2 separate regions of the Homo sapiens genome follow, and region 1 is linked to region 2. A link is an interaction called in ENCODE POLR2A ChIA-PET data of the cell type or tissue named here. Cell type or tissue: PC-3. All regions are shown on one strand. Links, peaks and the distances in the headings refer to the core of each region. The heading gives the core; the rest is flanking DNA.

Evidence for each region. Peaks named below come from ENCODE experiments on the same cell type or tissue, not always from the same donor. Only the 100,000 strongest peaks of a DNase experiment are listed, where the experiment ranks them.
Region 1: POLR2A ChIA-PET joins it to region 2 with 5 read pairs; 1 of 35 experiments calls an interaction of 5 or more read pairs at or near these places.

What each region holds. Positions count from the first base shown.
Region 1 is chrX:48,712,307-48,719,450 of GRCh38, reverse strand. No RefSeq gene overlaps it. Among named protein-coding and RNA genes, the nearest start is that of SUV39H1, 19 kb to the right of the region's middle. RefSeq lists an enhancer at 6,079-6,373. In PC-3, for the core only: no CTCF peak of the experiment used is centred there; no DNase peak of the experiment used is centred there; H3K27ac peaks cover 389 bases.
Region 2 is chrX:49,097,631-49,104,774 of GRCh38, reverse strand. It overlaps a transcript of WDR45 not described here. Among named protein-coding and RNA genes, the nearest start is that of WDR45, 21 kb to the right of the region's middle. RefSeq lists an enhancer at 4,152-4,231. In PC-3, for the core only: a CTCF peak has its summit at 3,026; a DNase peak (open chromatin) is centred at 3,474; H3K4me3 peaks cover 1,966 bases; H3K27ac peaks cover 1,055 bases.

The DNA.
Region 1 (7,144 bases), core at 1,377-3,876, 380 kb after region 2:
AGCTATTTGTGGGTTATTTCCCTTGGTTTGAAAACCTCTGACCTATTTGGGAGTATGTCTCAGAATATAAGCTCTCTGATCTCTTTATGGGTGTATGTTGCAAGATTTCAGGTCTGTGATCTATTTCTGGCTCTTTTCCCTAGCATGTGAGGTCTATGGCTTGATTATGGGTCTGTATTGCAGGATTGAGACCTCTGATTTGTTTATGGGTATCTAGCTCAGGTTGTGAGGTCTCTGATCTGTTTGTGGCTTTATGTCTCAAGATGTCAGGTCTGTATACCTATTCTGCATATATATCCTGCAGGTAAGGTCTCTAGGCTGTTTGTAGTTTCATGTTGCAGGATTCAAGGTCTCTGATCTCTTTTTGGTTGTGTTTCTTACATGAGGTCTGTGATCTGTTTGCTAGTGAATGTCACAGTATGTGAGTGTCTCTTTTGTGTGTATTTGTCAAGGATGTGAGGTCTAATTCAACATGTCCCGGATTGTAAGATACCTAACCTGGTAGTGGGTTTATGTCTGAGAATGTTTCTTTCTGCAGTGTGTGTGTGTGTGTGTGTGTGTGTGTGTGTGTGTGTGTGTGTGTGTATGTCCCAGGTTTGGAGATTTGATCTGTTGGGGGTGCATTTTGCAGCATGTGGGGCCCCTGATATCTTCGTGGGTATATATCCTATCATGTCAGGTCCATGTTTTCTTTGAGTGTGTATGTCCCAGATGGTGAGTTCTCTTATGTGTTTGTGAGTTTAATTCCAAGTGATTGAAGACTCTGAGTATTTTTTGGTATATGTCCCAGAATGTGTCTCTGCTCTTTTTGGATGTCTGTTAGAGAGTGGAGGTGTCTTATCTATTTGGAAGTGTATGACTCAGGATGTAAAGTCTGTGAATTGTTTGTGTGTGTATGTAGGTCTCTGGTAGCTAATGGTACCCCAAAGATGTGCACTTCCTAATCCCTGAAACCTACAATTATGCTAATTTACATGGAAAGGGGGACTTTGCAGAGGTGATTGTGAGGGACTTTGCAGAGGTGACTTTGTGGAAGTTAAGCATCCTGAGATGGGGATGCTTATCCTAGATTAACTGGGCAGGCCCAATGTAATCACAGGTGTCCTTATATGAGGGAGGCGTGAAGGCAAGAGTCAGAGAGGGCTATGTAGTGATGGAAGTACAGAAAAGATGATGGACAACATATACAGAGATCAAAGAGAGCTAGAGATAGATGGATACAAGGAGAGACAGATGGGGGAGGAGGAAGAAAGGGGGGTGGGGAGAGAGACAGAGAGAGAGAGAAAGATTTGAAGGTGAAACAGACCTCTGGCTTTGAAGATGGAGGAAGAGGCCATGAGCTCAGAAATGTAGGCAGCCTACAGAGACTGGATTCTTTGGCCAGGCGTGGTGGCCCACGCCTGTAATCCCAGTACTTTAGGAGGCCAAGGTGGGTGGATCACGAGGTCAGGAGATCAAGACCATCCTGGCCGACATGGTGAAAACCTGTCTCTACTAAAAATACAAAAATTAGCTGGGTGTGGTGGCGCGTGCCTGTAATCCCAGCTACTCGGGAGGCTGAGGCAGTAGAATCGCTTGAATCAGGGAGTCGGAGGTTGCAGTGAGCCAAGATCGCGCCACTGCACTCCAGCCTGGCGACAGAGCAAGACTCTGTCTCAAAAAAAAGAAAGAAAGAAGAAAAAGAAAAAAGAAATTGGATTCTCCCCAAGGAACTCCAGAAAGAAGTCAGCTCTGCCAACACCTTGACTTTTACCCTGTAAGACTCTTTGTCAGAAATGTAAGATCATAAGTTTTTTTTTATTTTTATTTTTTTGAGACAGAGTCTCACTCTGTCACCTAGGTTGGAGTGCAGTGGTGCCATCTTGGCTCACTGCAACCTCTGCCTCCCAGGCTCAAGCGATTTTCGTACCTCAGCCTCCCGAGTAGCTGGGACTACAGGCGCCCGCCACCACTCCCGGCTTATTTTTGTATTTTTAGTAGAGACGAGGTTTTGCCATGTTGGCCAGGCTGGTCTCAAACTCCTCGGCTCAAGGGATCCACCTACCTCAGCCTCCCAAAAGGCTGGGATTACAGGTATGAGCCACCCCCAGCTGAGTGAGATAATAAATTTGCATTGTTTTATGACAAAAAGCTTTTAGTGATTTGTTTCAGCAGCAATAGAAAATCAATAGTGTGTCAGGTTGTGCTGTCTCTATCTGGTTGTCAGGATGTGAACTTCATGATCTATTTGTGAGGGTGTGTGTCTGATAGTGGAGGTCACTGATTTCTGTGCAGGGTCTCTGATCTGATGACCTATTTGGTGGTGTGTGTCCCAGAATTTGTGCTCTCAGCTTTTGTGGAGGAGCGTATGTTCTAGGATGGGACATCTCCAATCTGATTTTGTGTACATGTGCCAGTGTGTGAGTTCTCTGATCTGTTGAGGTGCGTATGTCTAGGGTGTAAGGATTCCAAGCTCTGTGTGAGTATATTTCCTTTTGCTTGAAATTCTTGCCCTGTTTCTGGGTTTATGTCCCAAGATGTGAGACTCCCTGATTTGTCTGTCTCTGTGTCATGGTGTGAAGCCTCTGGTATGTCTGCTGGTGAATGAAGCAGAGAGTGAGGTCTCTCACCTCTTTTTTTTTGTTTGTTTTTGAGATGGAGTCTCACTCTGTTGCCCAGGCTGGAGTGCAGTGGTGCGATCTTGGCTCACTGCAACTGCTGCCGCCCAGGTTCAAGCAATTCTCCTGCCTCAGCCTCCCAAGTAGCTGGGACCACAGGCCCGTGCTACTATGCCTGGATAATTTTTGTATTTTTAGTAGAGATGAGGTTTTGCCATGTTGACCAGGCTGGTCTCGAACTCCTGACCTCAGGTGATCCGCCCACCTTGGCCTCCCAAAGTGCTGGGATTATAGGCGTGAGCTACCGCGCCCAGCCTCTCACCTCTTTGAGAGGGTTCTCTCAGGAAGTGAGTTCTCTGATCTGATTCTGAATGCTTAGCCTAGGATATGAGGTCTTTGATCTGTTTGTGGGTATATATCCCTGGCATGAATTTTCTGAGCTGTTTTGCCAATATTTGTGGGTACTTATGATATGCATATAAAGTTTCTGGTTTGTGTGCTGGTATTTATAGTAGAAGTCAGGTTTTGTTGTGGTACATGTATCCACAATGTGGTTTTGGAGCACTCTGTGGGAGACCTGTGATCTCCTCTTGGGTCTATACCAAAGACAGCAGGTCTCTGTACTTCTTCAGGAGTATTTTCTGCATATGAGGCCTGTGACCTGGTGTTTCATGTCGTGGTATTAGAGGTCTCTGGTATGGTTTCTGGTTGTGTTTCTCAGATAGGTTCTCAGATAGGTCTCTGATCCATTTGTTCGTGTGTGTCATCGTATGTGAGTGTGTCATCTCCTCAGGGTGTTTATAGAGGGTGTGAGTCCCATTCTTTTTGTGGTTTTATGTCCAGTTTGTGAGGTTCCTGACCTGTCTGTGGGTGTCTGTCAATGAATGTGTTTTTTTGTGTTCTTTGTGTCTGTGTCTCAGAGTCAGAGATCTGGTATGTTCGAGGGTGTTTGTCCCAGAATGTGGGGTCCCTGATCTCTTCGCTAGTGTATATCCCAGCGTGTCAGGTTCCGGTTCTCTTTGAGAATGTACTTGGCAGAGTGTGGTTCTCTTATGTCTTTGTGGGTTTAATCCCCAGGGTGTGAGGACTATGAGCATCATTTGGCGTATGCCCCAGAGTGTGTGGCTCTCTGATCTTTTTGGATTGATGTCCAGGAGTGGGAGTTCTCCGATCCCTTTGGAGGTCTATGACTCCAGCTGTGAGATCTGTGAGCAGTTCATGGGTGAAAGTCCCGGGATGTGAGGGTTCTCTTTGTGCATGTATGTTCTGTTTCGTCAGATAATAGATCCCCAAATATGTCCTCACCTCATTCCTGGAGCTTGTTAATATGTTGTCTTATCTGGAAAGGGGGCTTTGCAAATACATATTAGGTAAGCATCCTGAGATGGGGGCAGTTATCCTGGACAATCCAGGTGGGCCCACTGTCATCACAAGAGTCTTTATATGAGGAAGGTAGGACCTTCAGGGTCTGAGAAGACTGTGTGTGTCACATCAGAGAGGACCATGTGACAACAGAAGTAGAGTCACAGAAGGTGATGCGATGACAGAAGCAGAGGTCAGAGAGAAATTTGAAGCCAAAACTGTTGAATCATCTGATCTCTTGGGAGTTATGCTGTAAGATGTCATGTCTACCATCTGTTTCTGGGTGTGTTTTTCAGCACATGAAGTGTGACTGGATTATGGTTGTATACTGCAGGATTTGAAGTCTCTGATTGTTTTTGTATGCTCCAGGATGTGAGAGCTCTGAGCCATTTGTCCATGTACGTTGCTGGAGTGGAGGTCTCTGATCTGTGTGGGTGCATGTCCACGTTGTAAGGTCTCTAATCCTTTTGTCAGTGTATATCCCATGATGTGAGCCCTCTGATCTGTTTGCAGCTATATTCGTAAGATAGTTATCTGTATGTTTCTGGGTATGCGTGTGTGTCGGGGTCTGTTATCTGTATTCTCTTTATGGGTGTGACCTCCCCTAGATGTGAGGTCTCTGATTTGTTTGTCATTGTATGTTCCAGGATGCAAGATTTGTGAATGGTTTGTGGGTGTGTTTTGCAGGATTTTATGTCTGTGATCTATTTGAGGTTGTGTGTCATAGGATGTGAGGTTTCTGATCTTTTTCTGGGCAAATTTCCTAGCATGCGAGGTCTGTGAACATTTTGTCAGTGTCCCAGGCTATGTTATCTCTGATCTCTTCACATGTATTGCCAAGTGTTTAATGTCTCTGATTTGTTTCTTGCTGTTTGTTCCAGGACGTGAAATCTCATACTGTCTGTGGATATGTGTCCCAGGGTGTGTGGTCTCTGATCTGTTTGTGGGTTTGTATATCCCAGTGTTTCATTACTGTCTGTGGATTTATTTCCCAGGATTTTTTAGTGTATTTCCTAGGATGTGCATTTCTCTGGTCTTTCTCAATGTATATCCCACAGTGGACAGTATCTGTTCCCTTTGTGGGTGTATATCCCTTGGTTTATGATCTCTGATCCTTTGTGGGTTTATATTTTAGGATGTGAAGTCTCTATTGTGACTGTGGGTGTGTGTCCCAAGACGTAAATTCTCTGGCCTCTTTTTGGGTTTATGTTCCAGGATGACAGGCTCTATGTGTATTTCTAGCCTGCAAGGTCTATTACTTATTTGTGGGTGTAAGTCCAAGGGTATGAATTCTCTGATCTCTTTGAGGGTCAGCGTACCAGAATGTCAAGTCTAGTTTGGTTATGGGTGTATGTCAAGATGTGAGCTCTCTGATCTCCTTGTGGTTGTATGTCTCAGGATGTGAGGGTTCTGATCTGTTCCTGTATGTTTGTCAACAGTGTGTAATCTCTGATCTGTTTGTGGCTCTGTGTCCCAGGTTGTGAGGTTCTGACCTGTCTTTCTTTCTTTGTCCCAGCATGCGAGATCTCTGAGGTGTTTGGGTTTATGTCCCAGGAATTGAGTCTCTGGTCTCTTTGTGAGTGTGTGCCTCAAGTAATATGTGAGGTCCCTGATGTAGTCTTTGGTTTATTTCCCAAGGTGTGAGTGCTCTGATCTATTCATGGGTATATGTCCTGGCATGTGAAGTGTCTGGTATTTTTATGTGTATATGTCTCAGGGACTGAGTTCTGTGATCTGTTTGTGGGTATAAGGCCCCAGATGTTAGTTCTCTGAAATATTTGTGGGTGTATATCTCAGCTTGTGTGGTTTTTGATCTTTCTGTGAGTATGTCACAGGATGTGAGGTCCCCGTTCTTTTTGGGTGTGTGTTTCCTAGAATTTGGATTTTCTGAGCTGTGTGTGTGTGTGTGTGTGTGTGTGCGCGCGCGCGCGCACATGTCACAGGGTTGAGGTCCCTGGTCTGTTTGTTGGTGTATGTCCAGGATGTGAGTTCTCTGATCTCTTTGGGTGTGTACGTCCCACAATTTGAGGCCTCTGAATTAGTTGATACTCTGCATCCAGCATATTAATTCTCTGAAATATATTTTGGGGTCTATACCCTAAGTCTCAGAAGGATTCTGAATCCTGAATGCGAGGGTTCTGCGCTTTTTCTGGTCTACATTCCAGGGGGGTGAGTTCACTGGGCTGTTTTGCGGACTGTGTTTACCTTGTGAGGTCTCTGAGCTGTTTGTCCACTGGTGTCCTAGGATACGTGGTCCCTGAGCTCTTTTGGTTTCAAAGTCCCTTGACCTGTTTGGGATATATTTTCAGGCGTGAAGTCTCTGTTCCTTTTCAGAGGGCTCAGTCCCGGGGTTTGATATATCTGACTCATTAGGGGTTTGTTCCAGGGTTAAGGTCTCTGAGCTTGTAATGGGTGTGTGTGCGCCAGTGAGTGAGTTTTCTGAGTTGTTTGAAGGTCTATAGGTGTGAAATTTCTTAACTCTCTGGTGGTTCCTGTGCAGAGTATGATGTCTCTGAACTATTTAGCAGTCTCTCTTTTCAGGTGTGAGGTGTTTGTACCCTTGTATGAGAACTCTGATGTATTTGAGTATCACCGCCAAACTGTTTTGAGCCAATGTCCCAACAAATGAGTTATCTGTGATGCCGTGGGTTTTGTCCTAGGGTTGATTTTCCTGAGCAGTTTCAGGATCTGTTTCCAGAGTCTGATGTCTTTGTACTAATAATGTCTTTTTACTGTTTCAAGCCTCTGGAGTGCTTCACCCTCTGTGTCCCAAAGTGTCAGATCTCTGATCTCTGTATTCCTTGGTGTTGAGGTCCCTCAACTGTTATGTTTCCAAGAGTGAGACAGTTCCTGTTGAGGGAGTCTCAGTCCCAGGGTATGAGGTCTGTGACTTATTAGGGGTCTGGTTCTAGGGTTTGGGGTCTCTGAGCAGTTTGGGGTTCTGTTATCAGTTTCTGACGTCTCTCTAGTATTTGGGGGTCTATGCCCGGGTTGTATGTCACTGGGTCACTCGGCTGTTAAGGGGTCTGTATCCTAGGGTGTAAAGTTTGTCAACTCTGAGCATTTTTGCATTGTCTGTCTGCTGTGTGAGGTCTTTGGCATGTTTGTGGGTTTACTTTTCAGGTTGTGAGGTTAACTCTTTGAGGGTTTGTGTCCCATAATATGAGGTGCTTGAGCTGTGCGGG
Region 2 (7,144 bases), core at 2,253-4,752:
CAAGTAGCTGGGATTACAGGCCCATGCCACCACACCCAACTAATATTTGTATTTATTTTTTTAATAAGACGTGGTCTCACTCTGTCACCCAGATTGAAGTGCAGTGGCACAATCTCAGCTCACTGCAACTTCTGCCTCCCAGGCACAAGTGATCCTCCCACCTCAGCCTCCCCAGTAGCTGGGACCACAGGCACACACACCACCACGACAGACTAATTTTTTGTATTTTTAGTATAGATGGGGTTTCACCATGTTGGCCAGGCTGGTCTTGAACTCCTGGCTTCGGGTGATCCACACACCTCCCAAAGTGCTGGGATTACAGGCGTGAGCCACCACGTCCGGCCAGAGCTAGTTTGTTTTTTGTTTGTTTGTTGTTTTGGTTTTTGTTTGTTTGTTTTTGAGACAGAGTCTTGCTCTGTTGCCCAGGCTGGAGTGCAGTGGCACGATCTCAGCTCACTGCAACCTCTGCCTCCCAGGTTAAAGTGATTCTCCTGCCTCAGCCTCCCGAGTAGCTGGGATTACAGGCACCCGCCACCACACCTAGCTAATTTTTGTATTTTTAGTAGAGACGGAGTTTCACCATGTTGGCCAGGCTGGTCTCGAACTCCTGACCTCAGGTGATCAGCCCACCTCAGCCTCCCAAAGTGCTGGGATTACAGGCGTGAGCCACTGTGCCCAGCCGAGCTTGTTTGTTTTTTATGTGTCTCCATCAACTCTTGCTTTTCTGCACTGGATGCCAGTATTTGGTGAGGTAATACCTCAGAGATAATTTGCTCTCCTGGGCCTTCAAATAGACTTAAAAACAGCAGCTTTAATCCAGCTTTTCTGTTTGCTTGTCTGCACAGCTGGAAGCAGAAGTAATTTACTACACAGTAAACACCAGGAACGCCCAAGAACTGGGATAGACCCCATCACCTTCGTCTCCAACCTCCAGGGGCACCAGATGAATCACCTCCTGTTTATATCTTTTTTTTTTTTTTTGAGACAGGGTTCTTGCTTTGTCACCCAGGCTGGAGTGCACTGGCATGATCACAGTGCACTGCAACCTTGAACTTCCAGGCTTAAGCAATCCTCCCTCCTCAGCCCCTCAAGTAGCTGGGACTACAGGCACACACCACCATACCCGGATAATTTTTAAAATTTTTTTATAAAGACAGGGTCTTACTGTGTTGCTTAGGTGGGTCTCAAACTCCTGAGTGCAAGGGATCCTCCCATCTCAGCCTCCCAAAGTGCTTGCATTACAGGTGTGAGCCACTATGCCTGGCTTCCTGTTTATATCTTCTGTATTTTGCTTCTTTTTGGGAAGGCATTCCCTGCAAGATCCTGGTTGCCACACCTCAGGCCCTGAGTAGGTAATAAGACACAGGGCTGTCTTCCACACCCTGGCCCCACTGATTGAGTCCTACACATAGGGAAGGTCCAGCTGCTGTCCTTTAAAACCAAACTGAGGCCAAGATGGCAAAATTTACGTTGCTATATCCTCTTCCTCCCCTCACCGTACTATCCTCATGGCCCTCCGTACCCGACTGCGGGGTGCTTCCTGGGACAGGCCTGACATAAGGAAGTGTCATTTCCCAACCCTCAGATCCAGTACGCCCTTTTAGTAAGAAACATTTCGGCCGGGCGCGGTGGCTCATGCCTGTAATCTCAGCACTTTGGGAGGCCAAGGTGGGTGGATCAACTGAGGTCGGGAGTTCGAGACCAGCCTGACCAACATGGAGAAACCCTGTCTCTACTAAAAATACAAAATTAGCTGGGCGTGGTGGCACATGCCTGTAATCCCAGCTACTAGGGAGGCTGAGGCAGGAGAATCACTTGAACCTGGGAGGCAGAGGTTGCAGTGAGCCAAGATCGTGCCATTGCACTCCAGCCTGGGCAACAAGAGCGAAACTCCGTCTCAGAAAAAAAAAAAAAAAAGAAAAGGCCTCCTTTTACCATCCTGAAATGACATTCACATTCATGTACATTACAAGTCTTGCTGGTGTGGGACAGCCCCCCAGCACCAGACCTCTGCCCATTCAGTGCCAAAGCACCCTCAAGGAGGAATTCCCAAAACACACCCCGAGGGCAGGCAGGAACAGGACCCTTGTCTGTCTGGTTCAGCGCGGAATCCCCACCACCTAATACAAGACCCTGAATGCACTAAGTAAATAATTGCAGTCTGGATAACTATGCTGTGATTTACTGCCCTCTTCCTACAAAGCTTCCCTGTCCTCTGTTCACTGCCCCTGCGTGGGGAGCCAGAGAAGAAAAACGACTCAGGGTGCACAGGGGCCAGCTCCCTTGCACAGAGAGTTCTACACAGTTCACTGATGCTGTGGGCAAATGGATGCTTCAGGGGCCCTCTGTCCTGCCGGGGGCGGAATGAGGACAGGGTGAGCACAGAAAGGAGAGACATCTGTAGAGTCAGTGACGCATGGTCAGAACACAGAGTCCAGAGTGCACAGCCTGACCCTGGCCCTGGCTCTGCTCAGCTGTGTGCCTTCTGGTAACCCCTACAGGGCCTTAGGTCTCTCATCCAGAACGCAACGATGATAATAGTAGTTAAGGTTGTTGTGAAGACGCAGTGAAATTATTCACGTAATCAGGAGAGGTTGGCACGTGTTAAAATTATCCATTACTGGGTAATTTGGATCAACGAACTATCATTCCTGACGCCTAGATTCCCCCCGTCCCTCAAGCGCCTCCTCACCCTCCTCCCTCAGACTTCCAGGCTCCACCACCACTGGTGGATGGTCAAGAACCCAGAACAGGCGACCGACCTCTCTTTTTCTTTCCCCTGCTGCACAGCCCATCTCAGAGCTCCCTTCTGTGAGGCTCAGCCAGAGGCCTGCAGGGTTGGGACAGGCTCCTGGAGCCCTCCCCACCAACGAGAGGCCCCGGCCTACTCCCCTCACCTGCACAGGAAAACCCTGGCCCAGTCAGGGAACCAGAAATCTCCTCCCAGTCCTTACCTTGCCCTCACCCTCAGCCACCACCAACTACCCCTGGACGGGCGCCCCCTACATCCCTGCACCTCGGTCTGTGTGACCCCAGGAGTGCCCACTCCCCAATGTGTGTGCCCCTGTGGGTGTCCAAAGCCCTGTCTGTGTGACCCTAGGGGTGTCCACTCCCCAGCGTGTCCGACCCTCGGACCCCAGAGCCCGCAGCCCACAGCCTGGAATGGCCTGCCGCGCGCGGGGCAGGGACGCGCGCACGAAAGCGTCCACATGGAGCCACAACACTGGGCAGGGGCAGCCAACCCGGGCACACCTTTTTGTGTGGGGTAAGGAAAGAGCCCCTCCCCCGCGCGGGGCCCGGCATGCTCGTGCCCATCCCGTCCTGTTGGCACTCCCAGACCCGAGCGGCCCTCGGCCTCTCTCCCGCCCACCGCGTTGCCCTCTCCCCCGAAGGCTTAGTCTTGACCCAACCCTCCCGCCGCGGAACAAGCAACTGGCTTAAGGCCGGGGCGCGGTGGGCTCTGATTGGTCGATGACGATTGACGGTGATGATCTGATTGGTCGATGGTTGATTGGCGCTTCTCGGTAGCTGCCCGGGCGCGCCTCCGCCCCTGCGCTCCGGGCTCCCATTCGTCGCCGCTCTGGGGCATGCGCAGTGGGTGCCATTCAGTGCCTGGGCTCCGGGAAAGTCGTGCTTTTACGGTTCCGGGTACTGGCTCCCACACCACTGCCTCGTGTGGGGTTGTTCGCCCGTGAAGGGGCAGGACAGGGTGCGCGCTGGTGGAGGTTAGTGAGGTCACACACCGGGCCGTGGCGCCTGGTGCGCTGGGCGCTTCCACCTCAACCTTCGTAGCAAACCCAGCGGGGTTCTGTGCCTGCGCACCGTGGTTCCTGCGTTCATTTACTGTCCCGTTTCTCACTCCGGAAAGTGTGGCTTTGAGTTTGATCTGCAGGAGTAGGACGGGCACAGCGGGTGTCTGGTCTTCCTCGCACCATAAATCGCAGAGCGAGCCCTCTGTGGTCTCTGGATACAGTATACCAAAGTTAGATTAACTGTACTCCTTCTCACAAGCCGGTCCAACGTTTGCAGCAGTGAAAAAGCCCTAAGTGTCAGGGCCTTTGGCGAAGCCTGTGTAAGGGAATAAACACTTTCCCCAGTTTTCCAGGCGCAAACTGATGGTTTTGGAGCATTAAGGTCTGGTCGGATGGGGCAGGATGGCTGCGTTGACACGTCTTATTTAATCCACATCATAGGTAAGGTGACCACTTATCTTTTTACAGGTTGAAATTGTTACATTTTGGCCGGGCGCGGTGGCTCACGCCTGTAATCCCAGCACTTTGGGAGGCCGAGGCAGGTGGATCACGAGGTCAGGAGATCGAGACCATCCTGGCTAACACAGTGAAACCCCGTCTCTACTAAAAAAATACAAAAAATCAGCCGGGCGTGGTGACGGGCGCCTGTAGTCCCAGCTACTCAGGAGGCTGAGGCAGGAGGATGGCGTGAACCCGGGAGGCGGAGCTTGCAGTGAGCCGAGATCGCGCCAGTGCACTCCAGCCTGGGCGACAGAGCGAAACTACGTCTCAAAAAAAAAAAAAAAGAAAGAAAAGAAATTGTTACATTTTATATATATGTAAGTTGAAATGGAAGTATATATTGCAAGCATTATAAACGTATGCACCAATATGTATAAATCCATGATTTACAGGGATATAGATGCAGATGGAGCCGTGGGCCCAGTTCATTGCCCTGGGGTGAGTCACATGCTGAAGGGACAGGGGACTGTTGATCTTTTAACTGGGTGCCCAAAATGTTAGGAAGCCTGAGCCCTGAGGCCCCAGCTTTCACTAAGTGGGAAAAAATTCCCTTAATTAGCTTAGAAACTCCAATAGCGTAGTGCTGCCTCCACTGCTGAAAACAGCCAACCTTGATATCAGGTCTGGTCCCAAGAAACAACGTTGATATCAGGTCTGGTCCCAAGAAACAACGTTGATATCAGGTCTGGTCCCAAGAAACACTGTGTGTTTTTTTTTGTTTTTTTTTGTTTTTTTTTTTTTGAGACATAGTCTCGCTCTGTCGCCCAGGCTAGAGTGCAGTGGCGCGATCTCGACTCACTGCAAGCTCCACCTTCCGGGTTCACGCCATTCTCCTGCCTCAGCCTCCTGAGTAGCTGGGACTACAGGCGCCCGCCACCACGCCCGGTTAATTTTTTGTATTTTTAGTAGAGACAGGGTTTCACCGTGTTAGCCAGGATGGTCTCGATCTCCTGACCTCGTGATCCGCCTGCCTCAGCCTCCCAAAGTGCTGGGATTACAGGCATAAGCCACTACGCCCGCCCCAGAAACATTGTTCTTTCCTTTTCTCTTAGATTGTTATTTTATCCCTCTTTTCTCAGGAATGAGGAAAAAGGTTGCTATTTTAACTGTGAGTGTGTGGGAACTGGAGTACTGGGTAGCACTCTTCAAAGGTTCAGTTGAAGTCCGGGCAATTAGTCACCTCTGGATTTTTTTTTTTTGAAATGGAGTCTCACTCTGTTGCCATGCAGGAGTGCAGTGGTGTGATCTCGGCTCACTGCAACCTCTGCCTCCCGGGTTCAAGCGATTCTCCTGCCTCAGCTTCCCGAGTAGCTGGGACTACAGGCACGCACCACCACGCCCAGCTAATTTTTGTATTTTTAGTAGGGATGGGGTTTCACCATGTTGGCCAGGATGGTCTCAAACACCTGACCTCAGGTAATCCACCCACCTGGGCCTCCCAAAGTGCTGCGATTACTGGCATGAGCCACTGTGCCAGGCCCCTCCTCTGGATGTTTCTGAGAGTGGCTGGCTTTGTAACATGTATACTTCACTTTTGTATAATACTTTGTATATACTTCCGTTTCATATAATACTTTGTATATACTTCAGTTTCGCCACTCAGATGCCATAGGAAGTGAGGGGTGCATTGTTTTTGTTTGGGATTTTGTTCTAAAGATTACAGTATAACCAAACATACAATAAGCTATATTAACTCATTTTTTGGTGGGGGGGTAGAGACAGGGTATTTCTTTGTCACCCAGGCTGGAGTATAATGGTGAAGTCATGGCTCACTGCAGTCTGGACAGCCTGTGCTCAAGCCATCCTCCCACCTCAGCCCCCCAAGTAGCTTGGAGTACAGGTGCGCCACGCTACACCTGGCTAATTTTTTACTTTTTGTAGAGATGAGGTCTCACAATGTTGCCCTGCTGGTCTCAAATTTCTGCGTTCAGGCAATCCTCCTGCCTCAGACTCCCAAAGTGCTGGAATTACAGGCATGAGCCACTGCACCCAGCCTTTATTACCTTTTTTTTTTCTTTTTTTTTTTAAGATAGGTTCTCCTTCTGTTGTCCAGGCTGGAGTTTAGTGGCACGGTCTTGACTCACTGCAACCTCCGCCTCCCAGGTTCAAGCAATTCCCGCACCTTAGCCTCCCGAGTAGATGGGATTTACAGGTGCTCGCCACCACTCCTGGCTAATTTTTGTATTTTTAGTAGAGACCAGGTTTTGCCATGTTGGTCAGGCTGGTCTCAAACTCCTGACCTCAAGTGATCCGCCCACCTCAGCCTCCCAAAGTGCTGGGATTACAGGCATGAGCCTCCATGCCCTGCAGTATTATCTTTTTTAAAGAGAGAGTACTTGAGGCCAGGAGTTTGAGACCAGTCTGGGCAATGTGAGACACCGTCTCTACAAAAATTACAAAAAATTAGCCCAGTTTGGTGGTACACACTTGTGGTCCCAGCTACTCAGGAGGCTGATGTGGGAGGATCACTTAAGCCTTGCAATTAGAGGCCGCAGTGAGCCATGATCACACCACGGCACTCCAGCCTGGGCAACAGAGACCTCATCTCAAAAAATAAATAAATAGGCCGGGCACAGTGGCTCGTGCCTGTAATCCCAGCACTTTGGGAGGCCAAGGCAGGTGGATCACCTGAGGTCAGGAGTTCAAGACCGGCCTGACCAACATGGTGAAACCCCATCTCTACTAAAAATACAAAAAATAAGCCAGGTGTGGTGGCTAACGCCTGTAATCCCAACTACTCTGGAGGCCGAGACAGGAGAATCGCTTGAACCTGGGAGGCAGAGGTTGCAGTGAGCCGAGATTGCGCCATTGTACTCCAGCCTGGGCAACAGGAGCAAAATTCCATCTCAAAAAAAAAAATAATAATAATAATAATACAAAAATTAGCTGGG